Linked DNA regions of Homo sapiens: all the other regions are linked to region 2. The links are chromatin loops, found by intact Hi-C in ENCODE. Cell type or tissue: mammary epithelial cell. All regions are shown on one strand.

Region 1 (5,000 bases), 84 kb after region 2:
AGCTCCACAGACTGGGCCAGATCTGATGGGTACCAGCGCTCTGGTCATATGCAGAGTGATGTCCACTATCCCTGTTAGCTGCTCTAGGAAAAGAACCTGCTGATGAAAGTAAAATGTATAAAGTTCATGAGAATTAGGGTGGTGTGGAAGAATTTGGGATGAGAAGGTATGGTGAAGTTGAGGCAAGGGGATGTGACAGTCACCAGCATTTTAGACTTGGAAATTCTTAGACCTGGCTAAGGTCACAGAACTAGTTATTGTTAACTAGACTAGATCATGGGACCAGAGCTGTGTGTCCCCACTTACAAATCAGCTGGGACCAGAATAGAGAATCTGTTCGTCCCTGGTCAGAAATGCTGATTGCATTTACACGTATTTTTTTCTTTTTCATATAAATTAATAAAGTGTCAGTAAAACTTTCTAATGCAGATTCCCTAGATGAGTGAAAAAGAGCTAAGACCAGGACATTGAGAACCCTAGGGACATAGTCAAGTATTGACTCCTGCAGAACAGCCCCCTGAAGCCACCTCTTCTCAATCTTCTTTCCATTGCATCTGCTTCATTGCAAGAGAATACTATGGTCTTGCGTGTGGTTTCTTTCTTTTTTTTTTTTTTAAACATACAAGTCTACTTTGAATTAAACTTCATTATTGAATTCGTGATTCCCAGATGCTCTCTTCTTAAGTTCACTGAAGAAGAAAATTAAATAGAAATGCACCCAGTATAAGAGAAATTTGTCATCCAATTGAATATATTAAGGTAGAAACCCTGGATGAAAAAAATCCCAGAGCATTCTTGGTCATAGTTTGGTGGTGCCTCGAAAGAGAAAAGATCTTGTAATCCCCAGGATGACATTCATTTTGGCAACCACTCATAAAGACTTCTTATAAAGTTACAGGGTGCTCTTGGAACCATGGTGGCCTTGTCCAACTTGTTTAAACTCTACTTGTTGATGAAGAATCTCCAAGATATGTGGTTAAGAGAAACGACCATGGTGTAGACCAGGGTGCATAGTATATGGCTATGTGGTTAAAGCTAAAAAGAACATCTGTAAATGTGCATATATGGTATATATAGGGAAAGATATACAAAAGCTGGCAAGCTTGCGTCAGGGAAGATGAGCCCAATGGCCACGGTCCAGGGTAGGAGAGGGACTTGCTTTTTACTGTATAGTCTTTTGTATCTTTTGAAATTTATACCATGTACCTGCATTATCAGTTCCAAAAAATTAGTTGAAACCAGTAACTGAAAAAATAACTACTTAATGAGCCCTCTGTCTACCCTTTTGGAACCCAGCTTTCTAAAAGAAGACAAAACTTACCAAACCAACTTATAGAGAAAAGTACTCTCACCCCTAGCTCATTTTCATTCCCTGGCTGACCTACCAGCAGAACCTCCGCCCCCCTGCGGCCCGATACCATCATTTTTAATGAAGTTAATTTTTATTTTTATTTTTATTTTTACTATTTTGATAACCACTTTCTGTGAAATAATAGTTTTTTTTTTTCAAAACTTGGCTCATATCTCCTTTTATGTTAGCAGTCATGGCATAGAAAAGCTGCCCACAGAATGACATACATCAAAAACAGTTTTCTGTTTAGACGGATAGCTTTAAGTGTGTGCAAACAGGTGCCTCTATGTGTGGAAGGAAGACATGCTAGATTATTTGGGGTCCACCTGCAGAGGAATGAGCTAATTTACAGAAGAGTGAAGCAGGCTCTGCACTGAAGGCCAGGGTTAAGGCATATAGCTAATGATAAAATAAATGAATGTGACTTTCTAAAAATGTCATGGGGGAGAAGAAAATGAGGAGGAAGGGAAAACTGGCCTCTATAATCTTGTAATGTTACAAATAGAATTGCCATGTGACTCAGATCTTCTCAGAGGTTAGAGGGCATAGGTCACTTTTTTAGTGGTGCATCTTTGTCATTAGACGAAGAATAATTGGGAGGAAATGATTTCACCCCAGAGTTTAAATTCCTCGGTCACTGCCTCATTTTCTTCCATAGATCCATAGGAATCTCCTGGGAGTGAAGTGGAGCCTGTGCATTTCCTAGAGTTGGGCTTTTTGGGGTTTTGGTTTGGATCTATGGTGTTGCTCTCTTGGGGACAGAAAGTATGGACAGGGCACAGGCGCAGAGACAGGTCACTCTCTGTGTTTCATTCCCGTCCTGACACTTTCTAGCTGTGTAGCTTTAGATAAGCCACGGGACATTTGTGGATTTGAGTTTTTGCATCTGTACAATGAGTTACTAATACTAAGCTGGAAGGGTGCTAAGGGGACTGAGTGTGAAAATTGGTATCAAGCTCTAAGAAGCGTTTCCTTTCCTTTTGCAGAGAGTGCTAGAAGGGAGACTGCTGTCCCCACAATGGCTGCAGCCCCATTCCTTTTTCCAAGCTGCCTGGGTGAACATTCCAGGATCCTGACATTCTGTGGAAATTGATGAGTGCTTGCTCAAAGGTCGATGATGTGCTACAGATGGCATCACCTGTTAGAGACAGAGCTTTCTCAAGAGGAGCTTTGATTTCCTTTACTTCCCGAACTGCTATTTCACAGTCTCTCAGTAGATGTCAGCAGCACAGCAAACATCTCACTGCCCATCATGGAAGCAGGTTGGTTCAAAAACTTTTCCAATTAAAGAAAAAAAAAAAAAAGGAATTAGTTCTTTCCTTTGCAATTTTCTTCAGAAGCCCCAGAACCAAAATGGTAAGATCTAGTGGCTTCAAAGTAGATTCCTGAGAGGATTACTCAGGGTGTGTTTGCATTTTAAAGACAACCTTTTATTCCCTGTAATGAAAACATCACCCCTGAGATGGCTAGGGATTATAGCAACCTTTTTGGAATTTTCGGCAAGTTTATCTCACATTTACTCTCTAGGCAAGAGTGAAATAATAGAAGATGTCCAATATTTTGCTTCTTCCTGTGAAGTAAATCAAAACCCTGGGAATGTTTTCTCCTAAGTTAATTAACTGATGTGTCCTCCTCTATATCTTCATTATATTCAATTAACCCTCTGATTGCTACTACAGACAACTGCCACAAGCTCAAAGAATAAGGCAGAGTTTTCTCATCAGAATGAAAGAGAAGATTTGAGCTGCTCTGGAGGCTGAGGTTTGAGAATCACTTGGGCCTGGGAGGCGGAGGTTGCAGTGAGCCCAGATTGCACCACTGCAGTCCAGCCTGGGTGACACAGCAAGACTCTGTCTCAAAAACAAAAACAAACAAACAAAAAAAGAATGAAAGGGATTATTTGAATTTGTGCCCTAGCAATATTTTGAGGTGATGTCCACCCAGGCTTTGCTTATGACATTTCCTACCTAAGCTGACTCCCCTTCCTGCTCCCTCCATTCTTGCCTGCCCAGCCCCAGGTATGATAGGAGCAAGGTCAGCACTGCTAAAGGTGGGAATGTCTCCATTGATGTACCTACCCTTTTGTCCCCAGTAATATAAAATTTTGCTCTGAAACTTTACTTGAGATTAAATTGGCTCTTGGGTATTATATTTACCTTGCTTCTGTTCCTTATGGCTTTTTACTGTGAGGAAGTTTGCTCCTTGATTCGTCATGTTATTTTTTGGCATTAATGTTCATTTCTTGCTGTTGCATTTAAATGGTATGTCTCTTGATCACTGCATTTTTCGGTGCCCCCTTCAATTTTACACCAAGGAGCGTGCCTCACTTGCTCCCCCTAGTCCTGGCCCTGGGAAGAATGCACCACCAGGTTCATCCACAGCAGAGGGGCCCCATGGGCTTCCCAGAGGCCCCGTGGGTTCCCAGATGGGCAGTGTTGTCTCACCCACTGTCTTCAGGAGGAGCTAGCCTTCCTCCGGAGAAGGCTTCTGCGCTGCAGGACTGAGTGCAGGGCTCGCAGAGCCTGTTGGGGGAGCTGGAGCCAGTGTCTCTGCACACAGTGGGCGGCCGCTCTGATTGCCCATCTAAGGAAATGCTGGGGTCCTGTAGGAGTCAGCTGCTGTAAACTCCTACGGCCTTTTGGTGAGAAACCAAAAGCAAAAGCAAAGTGTGTTTCTCCATTTCCAGGATTAAAATTAAGCAAAACCAGACTTTCTTTTTCTTTTTCCCTTTATTTTTTATTTTTTATTTTTATTTTTTGGTACATGGAGGTAGTGCGAATGCGTGTCTTAGGCAGCCGGGGAAGGGGGCAAAGGATGGGTCCTGCCCAGTGCTGGGCAGTTGCCAGCTGGCGGCTGCAGCAGTGTTGCTCCTCAGACCCAGGGCCAGAGCTGGCAACATCAATGGTAGGGAATAAAGCTCAGTGGGTACGTGGTGCCGGGAGCCTGGCTGAGCGGAGACCTCCCAGTGAAGGCTGCCTCCTCCCTGTGCCCCAGGCTCGTTTGGATCTGGAACTGCAGGTGCATACACGCTCCTTGTAGGTTTCTTATTGAAAAAGCAAGAGTGGACCAGAGTGTTGTTATCAACATGGTGTCATGAAACAAGGTCAGACTTGGATGTAGAAGGCCTGATTGCAGGCCCAGCCCTACCCGTGGCTGGTTGTGGTGCCTTAAGTAAGTCACTGGGCCTCCCAGAGACTCACCACCAACCTGCAAACTGGGGAGAATAGAATTTATGCTGCCCACCCTAGAGATATTCGTGAGACTTGACTGGTTAATATTTGCGAAGGTAAAGGTGTGTATAAGGTATAAAGACTCCACAAACAGAGGCATGATTGCTGTTGTGGTGGTTATTGTTATTATCATTTGCTCCAACTCACAGTCCATGGTCTTACAATGTTGCTTACTTCCTAATTAAGTAGGGAATTTACTATATATCTTTGAGCCTGCCATGGTGCAAGGTTCTGTGCTGTAAAGCAGATAATGTGTCTTCCCACGAAGGGCCTAGGAATAGGACAAATATATAGAAAACGGGAAGGTATGCTAGAAAGGGACACTATTTCAGGAGAGACAAGCAAGGGAGGAGCTGTTGCTTCCAGTTGGAGGAAGCCGGGAAGACTTCATGTAGAAGTAGTACTGGAGCTGAGGCGGT
Region 2 (5,000 bases):
CTTATTGGTAAATAGGAACTCTCTCTGTGAAGTGGCATCCTCTCCATAGAGTTGTTATGATGATTAAATATGTTAATACTTAAGTGATTAGAAAAGTACCTGGCTCATGGTAAATGCCATATGTGTTACTGTTTCTTTAATTGCCTGCGTCCCAGGGACTCTTTTATTGTCATTGATAAATATTTTAGATTTATAGCTATGTCCCATAATGAATCACTCTTTCTCTTTTGCTCATCCTCAAAGTTGGAGACTATCATCAAACTCAGCTGTGTGATAATTTAACAAAGAGAATTTCACCTTTAGGTGAACATGAGCAGGGATTGTACAAGCCAGGTCCTACTAGCAGGCCATAGGGCCCAGCAGTCCTTTGCCTGCAGCAACCTGAAAGGTTCATCCTGGGAGGGTGAGGCTGGACGTGAGTCTTATAGGCTGGCAATATTTCAGCTTCTTTTAGCAGTTGGCCCCGATATTTGCAGAATTCATAGGAGTTTGGGATTCATATCAAGTCTTAGAGTTTAAGTGTCATAAGCTGATGGTCTTGTATGATGTCATTACTCCTATTATGTATTCTGGCTCCATGCCCAGGCAGTATTTGGGGATTTATTGATCATGCCTGTGCTCCTCTTAGCCACAGTGCTGTTGGTTTTAAAGAAGCAACCCTTAGTTTCAGATTGAAGAGCCTTGGCTCTTACACATGTCCTCAGTTAGTCCAGTTCCTAGCTGTTCCCCAAGAACACTTTAGCTGTTCTGCTTCTTGAGCTACGGGTTCAGGACTGCATGACATATCCAGCACTGTGCTGGAGCTGCTTCATACTGGTTAATGAAAGCGGAAGACATGCATCACTTCTCAGGTCTCCATTTGGGGATGTCATGTTGGTCGCTTGCAATTAGCTATGGAGGAGGTCTTGACACCACAGAAATTGACATATGTCACAATCAGAGCTTTTTAACCTAGGGATTTTATTGTCAAAAATTTACTAGTGCACCATTAGTGTTATGTAACTCTGCAGTTATACCTAAGGGCTTTGTGTTTTTACCCTGACACCTCTGCTTACAAGCAGAGTAACTCTGGGCAGGTAATTCTACCCCTCTGAGCATCAGTTTCAGCATTTGTGAAATAGGGATAATCCCTCCCACTTGAAAGAAACTTTTTATGATTAAATAATAGATACAAAAGACTTAGAATTGTGCTTGGCACAGTGCGAAAGATGGACAAATGTTAATTCTTTCTTAATTACTCAACCTTTTGGAGACTTCGGTTCTGACTCACATTCTGCCATTATCTGTGCATGACCTTGGGCAAATCATGCCACCAACAACCTGGACTCGGTTAGTTCATCTTTAAAAAAGGGAGAAGGCTTAGATCAACTCTGAGATTATTACCATTTTTAATGTTTGAAAACTTTGTTGAAATGTTGAAATCGTATTAGGATCCTAGACAGTTAAGGGAACACCCTCTACCTGATCCTGGGCTCGGAGAAAAGGACAGGCCCTTTCCTAGGTCATGGCTGACACTCTAGAACCCTTCTTCTTTTCTTTTAAAACAGAGAATATGGATTATTTTAGTCCCTGGATTCATCATTTGTGCTTACCTGGGTTTAAACTCATTAGATTTTGAACTCCCTCCTCCCTCTGCCCCAAATCCAAATGACACAGCAGACTCCTAAAAGCTTGCTCTAGCCTGGCCCTGTCAGACTACATTTTCATCAACCAATTTAAAATCTTCCTGATCCCGCTGATGAGTGAGAACATGCGGTGTTCAGGGGACATAAACATGGGAACGATAAACACTGGGGATTACTAGATGCGGGAAAGAGGGAGGGGGAAAAGGTCTGAAAAACCACCTACTAGGTACTATGCTTATTACCTGGGTGATGGCCTCAGTCATACCCCACACCTCAGCATCCCACAATATACCTTTGTCACCAACCTGCACATGTGCCCTCTGATTCTAAAATAAATGTGAAAAAGAAAATCTTCCTGATAACAAAAATATGCCCATTCTTTTTTCTTTTTCTTTTTTTCAAACAATTTTTTTTATTAGCTCAACTTCTGGAGAAGAAGAAATATTCTCCATTTCCAATATAGAAAATGTTCTTAAAATAACATTGCAAGCATTTATCTTCATAAGCTTTCTGAAACTCTGAACAGATTTCGTTACACTTTTCTCTGTCGGATATACTACACTTACAGCTCAATTCAAAAGTCAGAGGAAAGGAGTCAAATGTCTTGGTTTTGTCCATCCTGCATTTAATGTGTGTTGTGTAGCACCTGAGCCTCTCAGTGTGTCTGTTATGCATTCTTGCGACTATTATTAATTTTTCTGTGTAATGTTGGAGCGGCAGCACCAGGCACTCGGCTCCCCACATGCATTTTATGGAACACACATTCAGTGTATGTGCTACAGCCCCCGAGCTGCCCACACCCCTGGGCCTGAGGGGAATGGTGGGGGAGGTGACCGCCAAACATTCGTGACATAATTTCCAAAAAATGTCCAGAAGTGCTGCACATTTTCTCCCTTCGTGAAAGGCACATGTGCCTCCCAAGCCATTGGGTTGGTATTCGTTACACATATAAACACAAGGGGGTGGTGTTTGAAAGCAGGAAAACCATGGAATTTGCTTCTCAATCCCAGAAGCAATCTTTTTTGTAGCACAGTCCAGGCAGCAGTCTGAGGCTATTCTTTGTCGTTCCACTGTAGTCATATTCTGCAAGACTAAGAAGGAGATAGTCTTGATTTATTGTATCAAATCGGTTAATTTAATTTTTAAAGACTTTTCTTAAATCTGTCCCACGCTCTCTAACTCTCCTCTTACTGCCCATGTTCAGGCTCTCATCATCTTTTATTTTTTACCTTATCAACTTAGTTATTTATTAACTTACATAAATAAGTTTCTGTTATTTATTAACTTACATAAGTAAGTGTTTCTGTTTAAGCATATAATCCACTGAGTTTTGACAGTGTTTATACCCATGAAATAACCACTACAATCAAGATAGAGAGAATTTCTATCACCCCACCAAAGATTCTGTTTCAGTTTGCAACCCAGCTTTCCATTCATCCCTAGGCAATTCTTGATCTTTTTTTTCTGTAGATGGTGAGTCACTTTTTATCACTTTTGGTCACTATGGATTTCCATTTAGTGGGAATCCACTGTATGATTTGCATTTCTAGAAATGGAATCATATAGCATGCCCTCTTCTCTGTCCAGCTTCTTTCACTCAGCATAATGATTTGAGGCGCATCTAAGTTGTATGCATTCCCTTTTGTTGCAGAGTGGTATTCCATTGTATGAATATATCGCAGTTTATTCATTCAGCTGACAAAATACATTTGAGTTGTTTCCAGCTCTGGGCTATTGTGAATAAAGCTGCAGTGAGCATTAGAGTACAACTCATTATGTGAAGATAGTTTTAGTTCCTCTTGGGTAAATTCCTGGTAGTGGAATAGCTGGGTCGTAAAAGGAGGTATAAGTTTAACTTTTTAAGAGACCGTCAGTTTTTCAAAGGGGTTGTAGTATTTTAATTTTCCAGCAGTTTGAGTGTACCAGTGTCTCCATATCCTAACCCAGACCTAGTATTGCCAACCTTTTAAATTTAGCCATTCAGTGTTATAGCTTTTAGAATTTGTCTAGTAGGTTTTCTGGCTTTGAAAGCTCCAAAATAAAAATAAAAACAAAAGAAAATAAATTGAGCCATGCTAGGGGATATAGAGTGCTGTCTCATGTGGTTTTAATGTGCATTTCCTTGTCAACTGGTGATGCTGAGCATCTTTTCTTCTTTTCGAGAATCTTTTCATATGCTTTTTGCCATTTATAAGTTTCATCTTTTGAAGTGTCTGTTCCAATCTTTAGTCCGTTGTTTTATTGAGCTTTTAGTTTTCTTACTATTGAGTTGGAAGAGTTCTTTATATATTCTGGATTCGAGTCCTTTGTCAGATGTATGTGCTATGAACATTTTCTCCCATCCTGTGACTTACTTTTTTGTTTTCTTAATGATGTCTGTTGAAGATATATATATATATATATATATTTTTTTTTTTTTGCAATGGGGTCTTGCACAGATACCCAAGCTGGAGTACAGTGGTGCAATCTTGGCTCAATGCAGCCTTGACATCCTGGGCTTAAGTTATCTCCTACCTCTCAGCCTCCTGAGTAGCTGGCACTGCAGGTGCATGCCACCACGCTCGGCTAATTTTTGTATTTTTAGTAGAGATGGTTTCACCACGTTGCCCGGGCTGGTCTCGAACTCCTGAGCTCAAGTGATCAGCCCATGTCGGGTTCCCAAAGTACTGGGATTATAGGCATGAGCCACCATGCCAGGCCCTGTTGAAGAGATTTTTTATTTTTGGTTTTCAATTAACCATTTATTTCTTTTATGATTTTTGTCTTTTGTGTCCTGAGAAATATTTGCCTACTACAAGGTCACAAATATGTTCTCCTGTGATTTCCCCTAAGAATTTTATGGTTTTTACTTGTTTATTTAGTTGATCCATTTTAAGTTGATTTTTGGGTTTTGTGTGAAGCAAAGGTATCAATACTCTTTTTTTCTACACAGATGCCCAGTTGTTTACTTTTAATGTCTCTTTAATTTCTGATATTATTTGTACCCTCTTTCTCTCCCTATCTTATCCACTCTGTGTCTCTGTCTCTCTTTCTCTTTCTCTTCTTTAACCAGATAGTGGGTTATCAATTTTTGTTGATTTTAAAAAATAATTAAAATAGCTTTTGGCTTTGGTGATTTTCTCCATTGCTTGTCTGCTTTCTATTTTATTGACTTTTGCCCTGATGTTCATTACTTCCTTCCTTCTAATTATTTCGGGATTACTTTGCTCTTCTTTTTCTAGCTTCTTGAGGTAGAACTTAGGTCATTGATTTTAGACCTTTCTTCTTTTTTAATATAAACCTTTAAAGCTATAAATGTCCTTCTAATCTCTGCTTCACCTGCATCTCACAAGCTTTGATATACTTTACTTTTATTATCTTCCAGTTCAAAATATT
Region 3 (5,000 bases), 400 kb after region 2:
CGAACTCTTGACCTTAACTGATCCACCCTCCTCGGACTCCCAAAGTGCTGGGATTACAGGCATGAGCCACCATGCCCGGCTGTTGTTCAAGCTTTTTAAATCAAGGTAGGGACAAGATGTAGCGGAAAAGAACAGTGAATTATAAATGCTTCTTTGGTGTTCATCTTCTTGGTTTCAGTTTGTAAGATTTACAAGGCTATTACTTCCAAGGCTGCCTTAACACCTCTTCTCACATTCTTATTTCCTCTTCTCTTTCTTTTATCATCTAGTTTTAGTGTTTTCTCATATCCTCTACAGATTTCACAATAGTTAAGAAGACAGTCTTTGGCCAGATGCGGTGGTTTACACCCGTAATTAGGCCAAGGTGGGAGGATTGCTTGAGGCTAGGAGTTCAAGACCAGTCTGGACAACATAGCAAGACCCTGCCTCTACCAAAAAAAAAAAAAAAGTATCCAGGCGTGGTGGTGCATTCCTATAGCCCTAGCTACTCAGGAGGCTGAAAGAGGAGAATCGCTTGAAGCAGGAGTTCAAGGTTATGGTGAGCTATGATCACGCTACTGCACTCCAGCCTGGGTGATGGAGTGAGACCCTGTCTCTAAAAATAAAAAGACAGTCAACTACCTTCAGATTTCTAACAATTTGAATTTCAGCCTTTTCCCCCCAATTTGGCTAAGAAACTGTTTTTTTCCCACCTTTACAGTGTTTCTCCTCCCACCCCCCCCATTCTGTAATTATTTATTGCTTAGGATACATCTTGTTTGAAACCCCTTGCATAAGGGAACCTAAGCTGCAGCATGCTGTATTTATTTCCTTATGAAAACAATTTATTAGGCCTGGTGGAGCCAATATCCTGGAGTTGCAGAGGAGAAAAATAAATTCTTGCCTCATATTTCCTCACCTAAATAATAGAATGCAAAGCTGTAATTTTAAGGCATCAGCTTTATGTGAAGTTTGACTTTAAGTTATGAAACCATAACAGTTTAGGTTTCTTGTTAGCTGCAGTTAAGGGGAGGAAAGTATTTGTTAAGTTGAGAACTAGTCTTTAGAAATCAATGAAGGGAACTAAATGCAGCTCAAAGATCCCTCTCAAAGAAGATGCACTTGATTTTGACAGTAACCGAATGTCCAGCTTGAATGTCAAGTTTCTATGTTTAGGGGCTGTTTCAGCCTCAGGTGGCCCTGCTTAATTGCTTTCCTGTTCCCATTACTAACCATGATGACAGCCTACCTTTCCTAACAGATACACTTGCATTTTAATTTATCTTCAAAAATAAATCACACATTATAGCATTCCCCTCTTCTGGGCTAATTGAATCAGTTCCTTAAATGTCTCTACATCTAATGATTTGAAAGAGGCACATTGTTTGAAATATTTAAAAAATTAGGGCCCTCAGGTTGTATGCAGAATGATCTCAGTGCTTATTTCAGATATAAGTGTTTCCTAATGATCTCATTCATCTCAAATGGGATATGCCTGGCCACTTTATTTGAAATGTTTCCTGAAAACTCTAACAGGAAAGCTTAATGCAAAATATATTTATAGAGAAATGGTATTTAATTTATTAACAAAAGCTTATAAAGAGCTTTACATATTTTTATCCAGAAATGCTTAATGAAGTATTTGGGACCCATTATGAAAACTTCTATAAAATAAATCCACTTATATTTTTATTTAACCTGTATATTAACTTTTTATGTGAGATCTAAACTCTCATTTAATTATCCTTTTCCTTCTAACATCCAGAAGAAAAGAGGCTGAGACTGTGGTATTTATTAACCATAAAAATTCTCTAGATATTAAGTTCCTCATTTCTTGATATGGCCTCTGGTCACTATATTCTATGAGAAGAGGTATTTGGAGTTGCAGGGAGTAGAGTCCTAATTGGTTATGACTCAAAAAACTATGTTTTGATACAAAACACAGTTCTTTTCTTTTAAAATATACCCTCTACTTTTCAGGGACCCCGGAGACTATTTTAAACATGGGAACTAGATTTGCCTTTGTTGTAAGGCCCAGTTCCATTTCGTATATGTTCGAGAAGCTTCAATTTGGGTACTGGGATGAGCGCAGTACTTCATCAATAATCACACTTAACAGACAGGAAGAAATTAAAATTCCAGCTGCACCGCCTTTTCTGAAGGGCCTGAGGGAAAAGGCATTGGCGCCCCCTGCAGTTGATGGTGTGTATGTGCAACTGAGTATTGTCCATTCAAATAGCTTGGATTCAATGTATTTTTATCTGATACTGGTGAGAAATCCTTAAGAGATGTTATCATTTAATTTGAATTTGTCTGGAGAAAAAAAATCTCCTAGAGTCAGACAAATTTTAGATTTTAGTTAGTTTAGGAGGACTTTCTTTTGACTTACAGGAAAAGAACAAAAGTGTTTCTTAGCCAAATTTACCGTAGAAAGTGCAATACTGAGAACACTATGGTCCCACTCACATAGTGTTCAGAGCACTCTGTCACAGAGGAAGTTGCATGAGTGTGTCTCAGATTGGAAGCTACTGTTTTTATCTTGTGGGTGAGGAAGAATTATTAATAGACAGATTCCAGAATTTATTTCTCTTCTCGCTCAGTTAAGGACTTGGCGTGTAACTAAGTTGTCTGCTTTTTTCTTTATTTCACATTTCTTAGCTTTCCTTTTTCCTTTTACCCTTCTAAAATCCGTCAATTCTACAAATAACTCCTGTTATTATTAGGTTGGTGCAAAAGTAATTGCGAGTTTTGCCATTTAAAAGTAGTGGCAAAGGCCTCAGTTACTTTGGCATCAGCCTAATACTTAACATAGGACCCTCCGATTCCTAAGCTTCCTCCCCAAGTGCATCTGCGCTTATACAGCCACTCAACTCACAGGATCTTTGGACATAAGGAATTCTCACATGAACTTTGGCACTATTCGGGGCAGGGATCTGTATTTATATTCATTAGAAAATGAGGCTAAGTGAACTGTCTCTCTCTTTTTACATGCTGAAATGGGCCACTGAAAAGATAACGAGGAACACTTTAGACGTCCTGACAACAGAGGAGGCATGGCAGCCTCTTTTGTCTCAACCAAACGGTTTGCTGTGTGAAAGGCATAGAGTAAAACTGGGAGGCATTTAGGGCTGGAATAGGTACCCAATTTGGACATCTACCACCAAATGGCAAGGAGCGGTCTTGCTTCAGGCTGTATAACCCCACTTTCAGAGCATCTGTGTTTTCCTGACTGCAGTTCCTAAACCTGGATTTTTTTTCTCTGTCAGTCATCTAAGTTCAATTGAACAAATATTCATTGAGCATATACTATGTGCCAAGCATTGACAAAGAGTCTATGAAGAACCCAACGGAAGTTTGTGGCACATCCCTACCCTCAAATTCACAGTGAGGGTGGAATGACAGTAACCAAATCTGTGAAAATATTCACATGAGACAGGAAAGAAGTCAGAATATCCAGTGTACAATGAGAGTGAAAGAGGATGTCTAAAAGGGGACAGCCCATTCACAACCCACACACAACCCACGCACAAATATTTTTGGGGGGGCCTCCCATGGGCATTTATAATCTTCTAAGTGCTCCGAAGAACATGTGTCACAAAAGATGAAGAGAATATTTTCCAGAACATAGCCCAACAAAGAACTTCTTTGACATTTTTTAGTGTAAAGGTAACTGACGGTATCTACCAAATTAGCAATTTGTAAAACTGGAATTTCTAAAAGCAAATACTTGGAGCTGAGATTACCTCCCACTTCCCAAATTCGAGTTATATGATCTCAAGTATAATACCCTTTGGTATAGACCTAGCCAGAAGAGATAATAGAGGTGAAAACAAGGGCAGCTTATTTTTTTTCCATTAAAAGCATTATATATAACACTATGTCATGTTTCTAGTGCATACACACCTACTGTAGAGAGGTGTTGCCACCTACTGTTGTTTAGTCAGGGGATCAGACAGTCATGGAATAGACCGGTGGTTTTCAAACCAGGTTCCAATTGTAATTTAGGGAGCTTTACAAAATACGGATGCCTGGTCGCGCCTCCAGAGATTTCAATAAGTTTAAGAGGGAGCTTAAGGGATTGATATTTTAAACAAACTTTCTGATGTCTAGTAAGGCACAGCCTGGTTTGAGAACCACTATTTAACCCCCAGAAGGTTAACCATGTGGGATTACTTGAATCCACTCTAAACCTCTGGATTGGGCAGATGGATTCTGTGCCTTTCCACTTCGTAGTGCTCTTTGATTTGCTGTTTTTAATTTAGTATTTGAAAAACACATCCAGCCTCAAATGGATTGACCTTTCTGCTAATGTATTTCACCTAAATTAGCAGAGGCAATTAGCTAATTTATATTGGAATTGTGCACTTTCCAGTTCACATTTATCAACTCTTAAATGCTTGATCTGGTGTTGCAGTTTAAATTTTTTATTATTACCCTTTAAATCTGAAGTAATGTCTTACATCTAATTAGCCAAACTTACATATTCAATTAATAGATTCATTATGGGCTAATGAATATGGAGGCAGCACTAGGGCAACATCTGCCTGCCAGTTGAAATGACTGAAACTTTTCTGCTCTGAAGAAAGGAAAGAGTCTGTTCTATAACTTAAATAGCTTGAATTTTCCGTTTTAACATTTCTGAGTACTATACTGCTCTTAAGGAGTTTTACGGACCTGCCAAGATAGGAAAGTCAATATGCTGTCCAGAGAAACCTGCCCTTGTAGAGGAATATGAAATTCAAAATTGCAAAGAAAAAAAAAACACATCTGAAGACATTTTTTAGTATAAAAATGTACAAATCTAGATGGTCACTCCAGATTATGGAGTTTTTCCTAACTTGTGTTTTTCATAACAAATGCTTGAGAAAAAAACTAAATGAGAAAATTAATATCACAAACTAAACAAAATGTTTAGTATACCTTAGGATCACTCCAAAACTCACTTGATTTCATGATTTAAAGATATGTCCAGACATACTTTCAATAATTTAATGTTCTATGGTCAGTGATTTTTGGAATCT

The links. Hi-C counts contacts between places; a loop is a spot of excess contacts. Peaks named below come from ENCODE experiments on the same cell type or tissue, not always from the same donor. Only the 100,000 strongest peaks of a DNase experiment are listed, where the experiment ranks them.
Region 1: it touches region 2 in a loop (6-fold over the local background); 6 of 110 quality-filtered maps call a loop at or near these places.
Region 3: it touches region 2 in a loop (9-fold over the local background); 24 of 110 quality-filtered maps call a loop at or near these places.

What each region holds. Positions count from the first base shown.
Region 1 is chr15:57,748,834-57,753,833 of GRCh38, forward strand. It overlaps LOC105370834 (a long non-coding RNA gene), which reads left to right. Exons shown (of 6, transcript XR_001751554.3): 4 at 2,338-2,613. Among named protein-coding and RNA genes, the nearest start is that of POLR2M, 45 kb to the left of the region's middle. RefSeq lists enhancers at 2,376-3,128, 3,551-4,147. In mammary epithelial cell, CTCF peaks have their summits at 2,566 and 3,694; no DNase peak of the experiment used is centred here.
Region 2 is chr15:57,664,864-57,669,863 of GRCh38, forward strand. All of the region lies in intron 10 of GCOM1 (GCOM1, MYZAP-POLR2M combined locus), which reads left to right. The region is part of intron 11 of MYZAP (myocardial zonula adherens protein); the gene reads left to right. It also overlaps the pseudogene LOC124903589. Among named protein-coding and RNA genes, the nearest start is that of POLR2M, 39 kb to the right of the region's middle. In mammary epithelial cell, a CTCF peak has its summit at 2,577 (motif pointing right); no DNase peak of the experiment used is centred here; H3K4me3 peaks cover 144 bases; H3K27ac peaks cover 259 bases.
Region 3 is chr15:58,068,849-58,073,848 of GRCh38, forward strand. ALDH1A2-AS1 (ALDH1A2 antisense RNA 1) reads left to right here. Exons shown (of 3, transcript NR_147215.1): 3 at 1,960-3,857. Among named protein-coding and RNA genes, the nearest start is that of ALDH1A2, 5.6 kb to the left of the region's middle. In mammary epithelial cell, a CTCF peak has its summit at 2,167 (motif pointing left); no DNase peak of the experiment used is centred here.